Linked DNA regions of Homo sapiens: region 2 is linked to region 1. The links are chromatin contacts, found by Hi-C or POLR2A ChIA-PET in ENCODE. All regions are on one chromosome and are shown on one strand. Each heading gives the region's core, a stretch centred on a gene start or an enhancer-like site at or near the end of the contact. The rest is flanking DNA. Distances are from core to core; before and after follow the strand shown. Region 1 has its middle 29 kb from the start of GRTP1. Region 2 overlaps MCF2L (MCF.2 cell line derived transforming sequence like).

Evidence for each region. Hi-C counts contacts between places; a loop is a spot of excess contacts on that map. ChIA-PET counts read pairs that join two places held with the same protein, here RNA polymerase II (POLR2A). Pooled maps may share reads with other maps.
Region 2: a pooled map shows a loop between it and region 1 (2.0-fold over the local background). The contact joins two enhancer-like sites. A Hi-C loop is called at or near these places in 31 of 168 maps with a recorded cell type or tissue (A673, Caco-2, HCT116 and 19 more), 2 of 37 single-sample maps with no recorded cell type and 34 of 50 pooled maps. POLR2A ChIA-PET finds 5 or more read pairs at or near these places in 1 of 52 experiments (PC-3).

The regions. Positions count from the first base shown.
Region 1 is chr13:113,389,697-113,396,717 of GRCh38, forward strand. No RefSeq gene overlaps it. Among named protein-coding and RNA genes, the nearest start is that of GRTP1, 29 kb to the left of the region's middle. RefSeq lists an enhancer at 3,767-4,308 and silencers at 4,226-4,575, 4,586-4,695. Within about 2 kb of position 4,420, at least 14 of the 41 ENCODE cell types and tissues checked have a DNase peak (open chromatin) inside an H3K27ac peak, as active enhancers do.
Region 2 is chr13:113,045,678-113,052,698 of GRCh38, forward strand. All of the region lies in intron 4 of MCF2L (MCF.2 cell line derived transforming sequence like), which reads left to right. Among named protein-coding and RNA genes, the nearest start is that of F7, 57 kb to the right of the region's middle. RefSeq lists an enhancer at 4,807-5,393. Within about 2 kb of position 4,059, at least 3 of the 41 ENCODE cell types and tissues checked have a DNase peak (open chromatin) inside an H3K27ac peak, as active enhancers do.

The DNA of each region.
Region 1 (7,021 bases), core at 3,170-5,669:
AATTAGCGGGGCATGGTGGCGGGCACCTGTAGTCCCACCTATTCAGGAGGCTGAGGCAGGAGAATGGCATGAACCCGGGGGGGCGGAGCTTGCAGTGAGCAGAGATCATGCCACTGCACTCCAGCCTGGGCAACAGAGCGAGATTCGGTCTCAAAAAAAAAAAAAGTCACTTTCTCACAGGCCCAGGAGCCCCAAGTTATCTTGGAAACTCAAGAGGAGAGAAATTTACTCAACTTACAGGTATTTGAGGGTACAAACCCATGGCGGGGCTCAGTTCTAAAAGAGTCTTAGCTAAGATTCCTTCTACGGAACAGAGTTCCATCAAAGCCAATTTAAAAAGAACCTATGTGAAAAATATTCTTGCTGCCCTTTATACAAATAATCAGGCCAAGTATAATAAAGTAAATCAGTCTTACCATGATTTGCCTTTAGTAAAAATGGGAAACTAGAGAGAGAAATATTATGTTTCAGGAACTGTGGTATGTTGTTTTTAAATTCTAGTCTCATCAGTTGTTTTTAGATTTGCTTCTGGAATTTAGGCTAACCTTGCTTATTCCTGTGAACCAACCAGTGAACTCTGACTGCTGCTCAGAAGAAATAAGAGGGATGGGTAATGTAAAAATCTGAATCAATATTCTAATTCTGGGCACACTAGAATTGGCTAGCAACCTCACATCATCTTGGTTCCAATAGTTGCCCAGTTCATGAAAAGCCTTCTAATTTAGTTTACTTGGAATAATTGTACTTATTTTGCTTTACTATTGTGGAATATATTGTTGTTGTACTCTGTGTAGGTATGCAAAATAAACTTGCTCAATGTTTTCTTAAACTGAACACTTATTAATTGCCCAGATATCACCTTTTGTTGGAACTTAAGAGTTATGAATAGCCCTCACCACACTGATGCCTTCTGACTGTGCTCCTCTCTACCCTGAACACAAGGGACCCTAATAGTTAGGCAGGAATGTCATCGCCCCTATTCAGCCTGAAGAAGTTACAGAAGATGGATCTTCATCCCCCTGCAACTCTTAGGATTAAGGGTTCTCTTATAAAAGGGAAAGAGAAAATGTCAGGCATGTTTGAACCAGAGCAACTCCATCTTGAGTAGGAGCTGGGTAAAATGAGGCTGAGACCTATTGGACGGCATTCCCAGGAAGTGAGACATTCTAAGTCACAGGATGAGATAGGAGATTGGCACAAGATATAGATCATAAAGACCTTGCTGATAAGACAGGTTGCAGCAAAGAAGCCGGCCAAACCCACCAAAACCAAAATGGCCACAAGAGTGACCTCTGGTCATCCTCACTGCTACACTCCCACCAGCTCCGTGACAGTTTACAGATGCCATGGCAACGTCAGGAAGTTACCCTATATGGTCTAAAAAGGGGAGCATGAATAATCCACCCCTTGTTTAGCATATCATCAAGAAATCACCATAAAAATGGGCAACCAGCAGCCCTCAGCTGCTCGCCTATGGAGTAGCCATTCTTTATTTCTTTATTTTCTTAATAAACTGGTTTCACTTGTCTCTATGGACTCGCTCTGAATTCTTTCTTGCGCGAGATCCAAGAACGCCCTCTGGGGGTCTGGATCGGGACCCCTGTCTGGTAACAACTGCAGATATCTCCCTCCAACACATTGAGCTGTGTGTTGATGTCTTGGAACTTGCTAGCTGTGAATTAACCTAACAATGCCATCCCCCACCCTGCAACCCACACCCTGCAGCTCAACGGTGCACAGCCCATCACTAATCAATGTTATTTCTGTCAACCAACAAGAATTCCTGAAAAACAACTTTGTATCAGCCACTCCCTGTTCCCCTTTTTGCCTTTAAAATCCTGATTGTAATAAAGGCCTAATGGGGCTCATATCCAAGGCCACTCGAGTCTCCCAGGCAGCTGTCCTCACCTTGGCTCAAGTCAACTCTTTAAATCATAATTTGCACCTCAGCCTCTTCCTTCTTGTCACCCTTACGTAAGTGGGATCCCACAGAATTTGTCCTTCTGTGTCTGGCTAATTTCACTCAGCATGGTGTCCTCAAGCTTCACCCAAGTTCCAGGGTAGGGAGGTTTTCATACAATTTTGTAGCCCGCGTAACCTCTCTACTGTGGGAGGTGCTCCGAAAGTGAATTTGGTTGACTCTCTTTCCTCCTTGAGCTTTTCTTGGACACATTTCTGGCTTGGTGGGCCAAAGTCTGCTAAGAAGAAACTCATCTCTGTCCATCAAAGGGGGAAATGGTGAGGGCTGTATGCCCTGGGAGCGGCCACCCTCTCAGAAGACACAGAAACAGAGCACTTTAACCTCCTTCTATCAAAGTCCTAGAAGAGGAAGGTGTGCTTTAAAAACAGACTCTTCTCATGAATCCTGTTGAAGTCTCACTCACTCTGTTGCCTAGGCCGGTGTGCAGTGGCACCATCTCAGCTCACTGCCAGCTTTGCCTTCTGGGTTCAAGCAATTCTCCTGTCTCAGCCTCCCAAGTAGCTGGGACCACAAGTGCCTGCCACCATGCCCAGCTAACTTTTTGTAGAGATGGGGTTTTGCCATGTTGGCCAGGCTGGTTTTGAACTTTTGAGCTCAAGCGATCCACTCGCCTCAGCCTCCCAAAGTGCTGGGATTACAGGTGTGAGCTACCGCGCCCGGCCTTTTTTTTTCTTTCTTTTTTCTTTTATTAAGACAGGGTCTTGCTCTGTTGCCCAGACTGGAGTGCAGTGGTACAATCTTGGCTCACTGCAGCCTCAACCTCCTGGGCGCAACTCATCCTCCTGCCTTAGCCTCCCAAAATGCTGGGATTACAGGCATGAGCCTCCGTGCCTGGCAGTGGGATCCTCTTTACCTGAACTGCCCAGGGACCTCCATAAGTATCCCTGGCTGGGGGCCGTGGGTCACGCCTGTAATCTCAGCACTTTGGGAGGCTAAGGTAGGAGGATTGCTTGAGCCCAGGAGTTCAAGACCAGCCTGGACAACATAGCAAGACCCTGTCTCTACAAAAAAATACAAAAATTAGTGCATACCTGTGATCCCAGCTACTCAGGAGGCTGAGGCGGGAGAATTGCTTGAGCCCAGGAGGTTGAGGCTGCAGTGAGCCATGATTGCACCACTGCACTCCAGTCTGGGCGATAAAGTGAAACCCCGACTCTTAAAAAAAACGGGCTGGGCACGGTGGCTCACGCCTGCAATCCCAGAACTTTGGGACGCTGAGGCCGGCGGATCACCTGAGGTCAGGAGTTCGAGACCAGCCTGACCAACATGGAGAAAACTCCATCTCTGCTGAAAAAAAAAAATTAGCCAGGTGTGGTGGCACATGCCTATAATCCCAGCTACTCGGGAGGCTGAGGCAGGAGAATCGCTTGAACCTGGGAGGTGGAGGTTGCAGTGAGCCGAGATCGCGCCATTGCGCTCCAGCCTGGGCAATAAGAGTGAAGCTTGGTCTCAAAAAAAAAAAAAAGTATCCCTGGCACCTTCTCACAGACAGAACAGGGAAAAGGAGGGGCGGTTTACATCCCTGTGGAGCACAGCAAACCCACACAATGAGCCTTTCAGGTGTGGGGGGCAGGAGCAGGGCGGGGGCTGTCTCCCAGGGACCATCAGTCGGTTGGCTCAGGGGCTCAGGAGCCCAGGCCCGATGCCAGGAAGCTTCTCACCCCTAAGGAGAGGACACGCAGTCAGTCCGACTGGCAAAGTGGCCGGATCAGCGCCTGGCTGTGCCACCCCACATGGAGTGCCACACGCGGTCACAACAGCCCCATGACGTAGGTCCCAGTATTACTATTTTAGGGAAGACTGTGGTACACGCACCCGGACACACAGTTGCACATATGGCCACACAGGCCTCCACCTCTACTACCCAGACAAGTGCCCCAGTGCGCATCACACATGCACATGGGTGTGTACACAGCCTGCCCAGACACAGCCCTCCACAACACAGGGACCCACCCATGCACACACGCGTGTGCACACACACCAAGCAGACACGGCCCCTACACAACACAGGGACCCACCCATGCACACACGCGTGTGCACACACACCAAGCAGACACAGCCCTCCACAACACAGGGACCCACACATGTACACACTAAGGAAATGTGGAAACACTACGTGACCTCCGGTGGCAAGGCCATGGCTGGAAGCCCTGCAGCCTCTCCGGCTTCCAGGTCCTGATGCCAAGGCTGCCCCTCCCAGAATCCACGAGGAGGTCACCGTCCCCGCTCCGCACCAGGGAGGGGCTCCAGAAGCCCGGAGGCCAGCGCCGAGGTCCCCGCACGTACGCCTGTGTCCCCGGCTCTGGGGAAGGCAACCGTCCCTTAGGGGGCCGGGAACCTGCGCGCCGCCCCGACTCCCGCCCACCCCGGCGGCTCCCGGCGGCTCCCGGCGGCGTCCGGATGTGGCAGCAGCTCGCGGGCCGGGGCTTCCTCTTGCAGCAGCCGCCGCCCGGGAGGCCGGCAGCGCCCCCTGGCGGACTCAGGCAGGAGGCGTCCGGCGAGGCGGGCGCGGGGTAGGCGGGCGCGGGACGGTGCAGCCCGAGGCCTGTCCCTGCAGGTGCAGGAGGGACCCGTCGCTCCCCTGCGCACCGAGGGGGCGACAACCCCTCCCAGAGACCTGCTGCCCGCGGAGCCTCCCCCAGTGACTCGTGCGGTCCCCAAAGGAGAGGCGGGAAGCCGAGTCCTGGAGAAGCCTGGAGACAATGGGCAACAGGGGCATTGGGCCTCCGTCCAGCCCCCGCCAGCGCCCCAGGGTCACACATAGGCCTTTATTTTCTGATCCTGAAAGTGATGCAAGTGCATTTAAATTAACGCAGAAAGCAGTGACAGATAACGACGGGAAAACACACCTACACATCGGGTGTTCGTGGATAACCACTGCTCACCTTTTTTCGCGTTTCTCTTTCTTTGCCCCCTTCACACGTATTTACATATTTGAATCTACTATTTTATACTGGATTTTTTTTTTCTTTTTGAGGTGTAGCTTCACTCTTGTTGCCCAGGCTGGAGTGCAATGGCGCCATCTCGGCTCACTGTAACCTCTGCCTCCTGGGTTCAAGCGATTCTCCTGCCTCAGCCTCCTGAGTAGCTGGGATTACAGGCGTCCGCCGCCACCATGTCCAGCTAATTTCTGTATTTTTAGTAGAGATGGGGTTTCCCCATGTTGGCCGGGCTGATCTCGAACTCCTGACCTCAGGTGATCCACCCTCCTTGGCCTCCCAAAGTGCTGGGATTACAGGCATGAGCCACTGCGCCCGGCCTTATATTGGATTTTAAACATTAAATGGTACAATATTTTCCATTTCACAAAGTTCTTCCTCAGCTAATTTTAAATGACTGCTATTTCACTGAATAAGACACCACACTTTATTTAACTAATCTCTTTTTTTTTTTTGAGAGGGAGTCTTGCAATGTTGCCCAGGCTGGAGTGCAATGGTGTGATCTCGTCTCACCGCAACCTCCGCCTCCTGGGTTCAAGCGATTCTCCTGCCTCAGCCTCCCTAGTAGCTGGGATTACAGGTGCCCGCCACCACGCCCAGCTAATTTTTTGTATTTTTAGTAGACACGGGGTTTCACTGTGTTGGCCAGGCTGGTCTTGAACTCCTGACTTCGTGATCCGCCCGCCTCGGCCTCCCAAAGTGCTGGGATTACAGGCGTGAGCCACCGCGCCTGGCCAACTAATCTCTTAATTGGTGGACATTTGTGTCACTTATGGCTGTATCTTGAGTAGTACCACGCTGGACAGATTGCTTTTCCTAAATACAGTTTCTCAAAGCTGGAATTGCTGGGCTGAGGAGCCACCCCTTCTAAAGGTTCTTGACATTATTGCCAAATTGCTTTATAAAAAGGAAGGGCCAATGTTTGGTCCCATCAGGAATGACTGTCTCCGTACATCCTCAGAGGTAGTGAGTGTTACCGATTCCTTTTAAAAATTGGGGGTTTTGGTTCTCAACTTGATAGACCCATGAGAGTTCAACTTCATGTCTTTGACCACCACGCACGCAGTATGTGGTCCGATACGGCACGTCCACCGTGGATGTTGATGGGGACAGCCCCGTGTGCTCCAGTATGTGGTCCGATACAGCACGTCTGCTGTGGGTTTTGATGGGGGCGCCCCTGTGTGTTCTTTTTTTTTTTTTTTTTTTTTTTTTGAGACGGAGTCTTGCTCTGTCGTCCAGGCTGGAGTGCAGTGGCACAATCTCGGCTCACTGCAAGCTCCGCCTACCAGGTTCACGCCATTCTCCTGCCTCAGCCTCCCGAGTAGCCGGAACCACAGGCACCCACCACCACGCCCGGCTAATTTTTTTGTATTTTTAGTAGAGACGGGGTTTCACCGTGTTAGCCAGGATGGTCTCTATCTCCTGACCTCGTGATCCGCCTTTCTTGGCCTCCCAAAGTGCTGGGATAACAGGCGTGAGCCACCGCGCCCGGCCCCCTGTGTTTTCTTGAGTGCAGGGGGCAGAATCCATCCTGGGGAATTTGAGCAGAAAGGGACATGGTGAGCAGTGTGACAGCTCCCAGCTCCTTGCAGGACTAGAGGAAAGGCCTCCAAGCCCAGCTCTGCACTGGCTAATGAGCTTCCTTCTCTCAGCTTCCCTGGAAACATCTTTCTCTGCACACCCAGGAGACTCCATATCACCGGCTCGTCCTCACCGTGGGCCCAGAACCTGCTGTGCCCTGCCGGCCTGGGGAGGTTGCGTCTCCCTGGCAGAGCTGCATGCGTCCCAGCAGCAAGGAAGGCTGGGGATGTGGGATGTGGGACTGCCGTGCAGAGAGAAGACAGGATTCATGTTGTGGGGAGCTGTCAAAACGTAGAAAAATAGCCCCACTTTTGGGGCTCCCATGAAAGACTGGGGTCTTATTCATATGTTTGAGCCCCTTTGGAATTTGAAATGAAGCCGAGTTCCCTTCCTAACGACACAGAGCTCGCAGAAGCCGCCTCTTCTCTTGGGCGTCCACCGTCAGCTCTTTCTGGACTTTGTTCTTCCTGTATGTGTGCGGCTTCCTGCCGTTATCAAAGTCCAAGAATTTCATCAGTTT
Region 2 (7,021 bases), core at 2,809-5,308, 340 kb before region 1:
ATATTTATACATTAGTGATTTTCTCCTTTCCAAATCGGGCCATCTATCTTTAGCTGTGACACTGAACGAGCCACCACCGCCTCCCTTCCCCAGTGGGATTGAACATGCACTTCCTCTTACACAAAGCACAACAGTCCTGACCAGGCAGGACGGGGGCTGTGTGCAGAGACGCTCCAGGCTGGAAGTTGGAAGTGGTACTGCACAGCTTTCCTATGTGATTTTCTCCTTTCCAAATCAGGCCATCTAGCTGCGACACTGAACTAGCCACCACCGCCTCCCTTCCCCAGTAACCCAGCCTCGCATGTAGCCACCCTCCTTTCCAAGGACTTTCCCTTGGCATCCGAGAGTCTGTTTGCAGATTCTGCACGCTGCCTTCCATAGCAGAAGGGGAGCTGGGTTTGCTGTTGGTTTTAACCCAGAGTAATCATTTAAGAGGGAAGAGATTAAGTCAGCAGAAGCCCCCAAATCTTATTTTTGTCGGTAGCTCCCACCCGTATGCATGACCCCGGCATGGAGCATTTTTCACCCACGCTCGCTCTCCCCGCCTGTCCGTCCAAATTTCATTGCTGCCAAAGGACCAAAAAAGGCTGCCTGTCTGCCAAGAGGTGACCCAGAGCCTGGGTCCAGGCACCTGCATGTTCTCACGCCCGCCACAGCCCGTCCCTCCCAGGCTCTGGGACCCTGGGTCCTCAGCTGTGATGGCACAATTGCTCCAAGCATTCCCCAGCACCAAACCCCAGTGAAGTCAGATTCTCCCAGTGAAGTCAGATTCTCCTGGCCTTTCCTGGGTCCCGCGTTCAGACTACCTTTGGGTTCCCCAGCCTCTCGGTGGCTGCTGGCTGGTGCGCCAAGGTTTGAGGTATACTGAAAAAAGTCATTCCTTTCCCCGCACATTGCCTCATTCCTTCATCTTTTACAAGAATTAGAGGCCCCATATCTGCTCCGATGCCCACAACCTTCATCGTTTTGGTGCAAGCCTGTCCCTGAGCCGCTGGTTCTCATCGAAGTCTTTAGGATGAGGCATCTCCTTGCACCCCCACGGCACCTCTCTGCCCCTCGCCGCGGCGGATCCCCGTTCCTGACCCTGACTCAACCTGGCACACACCACCTATGGCATCGTTATCTGAAATAATTCAAAACGCTTCAGGATGCTTCCAAAAAAGTAGACGTGTATAGAATCGGTCTTCCTTTGTTTTAACAGTGCGTTCGTTTGCTTTTGCGTCACTATAAAGACGTACTTGAGCTGGGTAATTGATAAAGAAAGAGGCGTAATTGGCTCACAGTTCTGCAGGCTGCACAGGCTTAGCACCTGCATCTTCTCAGCTTCTGAGGGGGCCTCAGGGAGCTGCCAGTCGTGGTGGAAGGCAGCGGGGAGCCGGCATCACATGGTGAGAGAGGGAGCGAGAGAGAAGGGGGAGGTCCCAGACTTTTGAACAGCCAGATCTCCAGTGAACTTACTGAGCGAGAACTCACCCGTCACCAAGGGGATGGCGCTGAGCCATTCATAAGGGGTCACGCCCAGACTTAATCACCTCCCACCAGGCCCCACCTCAGCACTGGGAATCGCATTTCAACATGAGACTTGGAGGGGACAAAAATCCCATCCATATCAAGCATCCCCAGAAATGCAGAAAGTTCTTTAGATAAAAGCCATCACCAGCTAACAGCCATGTGTGCCTTTCATTATTGTACGTCTTAAATGAGTTTGCACATGAAGTCATAGGCAACTCTAAAAATTAAATCATAAGAACCCACGGGGTCAGACACACATGGACGGACAACAGATACTCTTGGGAAGCACCCATCCGTCCTGGGCGGGTCCCACAATGCTCCCAGCAGGCACGTCGTCGTTTAAACAACAGACAACACCGTTACAGCCGCATCTTTTATGCTTACCTGCCGCTGATATAAACCAGCCATCAGGACGACTCTTAGCAACACGTGGGTGTAGGAGTCGGCCTCCCTGCCAGGGCACTTGCGGTGTCAGGACGCACCTGGGTGCCTTTCATGCCCGTGGGGTCCAGGCACCTGCATCTTCACACACCTGCCACAGCCCGTCCCTCACACGGCTCATGCCTCACTACATGTGCCCCGTCCCCTCTGCTCACGCCTCGCTACGTGTGCCCCGTCCCCTCTGCTCACACCTCGCTACGCGTGCCCTGTCCCCTCTGCTCACGCCTCACTACGCGTGCCCCAGAGCCTCCGCTGATGCCTCGCTACGCGTGCCCCGGCCCCTCCGCTGACGCCTCGCTACGCGTGCCCCAGTGCCCTCGCACACACATCACCACGTGTGTGTCTCAGATTAATCAGTCACTCCCGGGTTAGATGACAAGAGCTTCCCCAGATACGAGGTTACTTTTTAAGAAATACAAAAATCATTTTCTAAAAGCAAAGTATTTCTGCGAGGTCACCCTACAGGATAGCGAAGCAGCCCACAGCAGACCCGTGATTTAGGTGTCGATCTTCAGCTGCCGAGTGTCCTGTTCCGTTCACCGAGTGTGTGATCGGATGAATTTCTTAAGCAGGTTGGCTCATCTTGAAAGCTCTGTCTTGTGAGCATCATAACTGAACAGTTAGTGTTTTAGTTTTTATTTTTGCATTGATTCTTACACCATAAAAATATGGCTTTTTCTGTCCTTCCTTTAATTCTCAGAATTGACCAACATTGGTTTGGAAGTAACAGAAGCCAGCATTTTCCAGCAAAATCACCCAGAATTCTCTCTGAACACCAGTGCTTTCTTGCTATAATAATTTACGGTCTTTTTTTTTTTTTTTTTTTTTGAGACGGAGTCTCATTCTTTCGCCCAGGCCGGACTGCAGTGGCGCGATCTCAGCTCACTGCAAGCTCTGCCTCCCCGGGTTCACGCCATTCTCCTGCCTCAGCCTCCCAAGTAGCTGGGACTACAGGCACCTGCCACCACGCCCGGCTAATTTTTTATATTTTTAGTAGAGACGGGGTTTCACCCACGTTAGCCAGGATGGTCTCAATCTCCTGACCTCGTGATCCGCCTGCCTCGGCCTCCCAAAGTGCTGGGATTACAGGTGTGAGCCACCGCGCCCGGCTTATGGTCATATTAATACACAGACTCTGTGTAGTTAGCACGTCCTGAGGCTTTTCTCTGTCCCAGGCACTGCCTGGGCATCACGGATGTGAGGGAGGAAGTGAGCAAGGCTCACCGCCAGCTGGGTGAGGACAGTTGAGGGGCATCACAATGGGGTCACAGGCAGGGGCAGCAGGGAGCAGCCAGGAGGGTGGCTGAGCCATGGGGAGGGGGCAGAGTTAGGCCCCACATGCCAGGCCCCATCCACCTGGGCTGTGACCCTGGAGAGGGCGTCTTCCTGTCCCCAGGCCCCTGCTACCCAGGAGCCCGCCGCCTCCAGAAGGGTTTGGTGCAGGAGGGGCATGAGAAACCGGCAGGAGATGATGATGGTGGACATTGGATGGGCCAGGAGACATGGAGCTCACAGCCCTGGTTTCATGAAGGAGAAGTGGGCCACAAGGCCAAGGAGGCAGGAGGCGGGCAGTGGTGGCACTGTCATAGGAGCTGGTTGTGCATGTGCTGAGGCTTAGAGGGTCACTGGTCAAGGGAGTGAGGGCAGCTGTGGACCCAGCCAAGCCTAGGTCCTGGGCAGACCAGGAGGGGTGAGGGTCTCTGCAGTGGGGAAGGGGTGGGTGGTGGGGCTGGCGGGGAGGCCCCAGGCTCTGTCCATGAGCCACGCACTCCTTGGAGAGGGCAGACCAGGGATGACCCCTTGGGCATCTTGATTCAGTTTTTTGGAAATGGTGCAGTTGACCTGACGTGGGGACACCAAGTAGTGGCTGCAGCGGGGCACCTGGACGCCAACCCCTGGGCTCCAGGCCTTGACAGCGAGCTTTGGCTGGCCTAGGCTTCCACCTAAAGTGGCTTTGGGAAAACTAGCACTTAGCAACAGTCCAGGCCAGCCGAGCCCTCAAGCAGGTTTCCAAACAGGCACAGGCTCCAGCTGCCCGACCCCACCAGGGTGCCCAGCTCATGGTGCTGCGGGCGCCACAAAGCAAGCCCGTGGCAGAGACTTGCCTCCAAGCGCTCGGCCACCGAGGAGGACGCAGCGCTTACATAATGTGCCGGGATCCGGGGCTATTTTTAGCCACCATATGTGCTGTCTTAAGAGCTGAGCTCTCCCTAATTTGGGGTGTTCTTTTTTCTTTTCTGGATGCCTTCAGCATGGCTTGGAATAGAAAAATTAGACATTGGAAGAGCCAAAATCCAGTGTTCCTAAAACCAGGCTCCCAATCGAGAGCAAGACCCATGTGATGCTGAGGGCGTGTGGGAGAAGGATAGGTTCACAGCTACCCACCCAGGGGGCAGAAAGATGAGATCCTCTGAGAACTCACGTCTCTTCTCCCTTAGGCAGTTGTGCGGTCCTCAGATAGAAGCATCTTTTATAAAATGCTGTTGCAACATCTAACCCTCTTCCACTGTACTGCATGTGTGAGTGTGTGAGTGTGAGTGTGTGACTGTGTGTGTGTGCGAGCGAGTGGGAGTGTAAGTGAATGTGAGACTGTGTGAGTGTGTGAGTGTGTGCGCGAGTGGGAGTGTAAGTGAATGTGTGTGAGACTGTGAGTGTGAGAGTGTGTGTGTGTGAGAGTGAGTGTGTGTGTGCGTGTTCACATTTTGGGAATTTGTAATAGAGTATATATATTCATGTTTAGAGCTAGCCTAAATCAAACTAAATCTAGATCCTCAAGTAGGTGGCTGGAGAAAGTGAATCTGATTTTTAGACTGCATGGGGCCACAACTCTCTTTCCTGTAACGCCGGTGCAGTCTGTGTGTGCAGGAAAGGTAGAAAACAAGGTGTCTGAGGGACCCCGGACTTCTAGGTCGTCCAGCAAATCTTTCACATTTGCAAAGTACGATTGTATGCGGCCCCCCTGTGCCAGCTACTGGGGCTCTGGGGAGGAGCTCACCGTGGGGGCGGTGGGGGCGGTGGGAGCCGTGGGGGCCGGGGCGGTGGAGGGGGGGGTGGCTGGGGGAGCGGGGAGGCGGGAGGAGCAGGGGGGGCGGGGGCGGGGGGGGCGGGGGGAGCGGGGGGGTGCGGGGGGCGGTGGCGGGGGGAGGGGGGCGGCAGGGGGCGGTGGGAGCGGTGCTAACTCCAGGAGGACTTCCCGGCGGAGGTGATGCTTGGTGAGAGCCTGACGGGAGGAGGAGTTGTCCAGATGGAGGGGGGCGAGGAGCTTCCCCTGGGAACACAAAGCAGCTGGCTGCCGAGGGAGAGAGGGCCAGGTCCGTGTGCCCCTCTCGGAAGAGGCGAGACCGTCCCCCAGGGCAGGGAACTGAAATGCGCGCTGCATAACTGCGGCGACACGGGGGTGGGGGACCCAGCTCTTCCCGGTGTGGCTGAGCTTTCTCAGAACACCGCTGCTGTGTGCAGCAAGCACCTGCCCAGGTGAGCACAGTCCCCCCGTGGTGGACAGAAGGGGACCAGGATCTGCAGGCTGTCTCCTCCGCACCAGCTGCTGTGGCAAATGCGTTTCAGCGCACCCTGCGCGTTCACCAACCGCCGATTACAGGGGAGGAGCTGGGCTTCGGGGCGACGAGGGAAGCTGCCGATGGGGTGGGGCGGCTCTGGGGGCGGCCTGGGCCTTTCTGTCTCTGAAGCCCGAGCTCTCTCCCTACTCCGGTGGTCCCAGGGCCACGGCGGTGGGCGGTGCCGGTCATGCAGAATATTGCAGGGGGAGGCAGCCCGTGAGGCTTCCACGACGCTGAGAGCGTCTATTTAAACGACTGTCCTTCATCCGAGGGTTCGCTCCTCCCACCTAAGGGTGGATTTGACAGCCTTGGGGTATCCAGCAGGGGTGGGAGATCCAGAGGCCCCAAGCCCTTCTTCACTGTGTATTTCCTGGAACATGGAATCCAAGGGTCCAATAACGGGCGGCACGAGCCACTTTGCTCTCTCTAAAGACCTCGGAGGCGACACAGTGAATAACAAGGTTGTCTTAGTCCGGGTCTGCTGCTTATATGTCAAGAGTATCTGAAACTGGGCACTTTACAACGAAAAAGAATTCATGCCTTACAGTTGAGGAGCCTCACCTGGTGAGATCCCTCTTGCTGGTGGGTCCTGAGGCGACGCGGGACCTCACCTGGCGAGGGGAGAGTGAGCCAGCCCAGGGCTGCCCCCGCTGCTTACAAAGCCACCAGGCCCCCACCCACCCCCACGACAGCCCGTTAATCCGAGAATCCGTGAATGGATGAATCCATTCATGAGGGTGGGGCCGTCCTGACCCAGTCACCTCTGAAAGGTACTGCCTCTCAATGCTGCCATGAGTTTCGAAGTTTGGTAGGGACGAACATTCCAACCACACCAAATGTATATTTCAGAATTGCTAAAAGAATCCATTTTAAATGTTCTCAGCACAGAAAACTGGTGAGTGGGTGAGGTGACAGATCGGTTAATTGGCTTGATTTAATCATTCCACTGAGGATACCTATAGCAAAACATCACTGGGTGCCCCGTAAGTAGATACAATCATGATTTGTCAGTTAAATGTAGAAACATTTTTTTAAAAAGATAAACAGAGAAAAAGAAAGAGCTCTGAGACCCGGGCTCGCTCAGCGGTTTTTTCTCGCAGAGAAGAGGAAGGAGCCCGGGGGTCCCTGGGACCAGGTGCCTCATGAGGCTCCGTGTGGGCCGTGGACCCTGCAGGCCACGCCGGCTTCCCTGACTGATAAACCCAGAGCCAGGCCTTGCCGGTGAGAGGCCAGGGACTGCTGGCTGAGCTTCTCCAGCGCTGCTCTTCACTCCCCTGGATGCCTGGAGCGAGACTATTTGCCTGGTTTATTTTTTTCAGCTTAGAGCTCGTTGCACGGAGTCAGAACCCCTGCATCCCGGTGGCTCAGGCATTTGAGTGAAGGTCGGATCAGGAGGGAGGGGAGATGCAGCTGCCCCACGCATGGAGGAGAAGAGCTGTGAGCTGCAGCAGCCTCGTGTCTTTTTCCTCTCAACTTTCAGTTCAGAAAAATTTCAGACCTACAGAAAACTT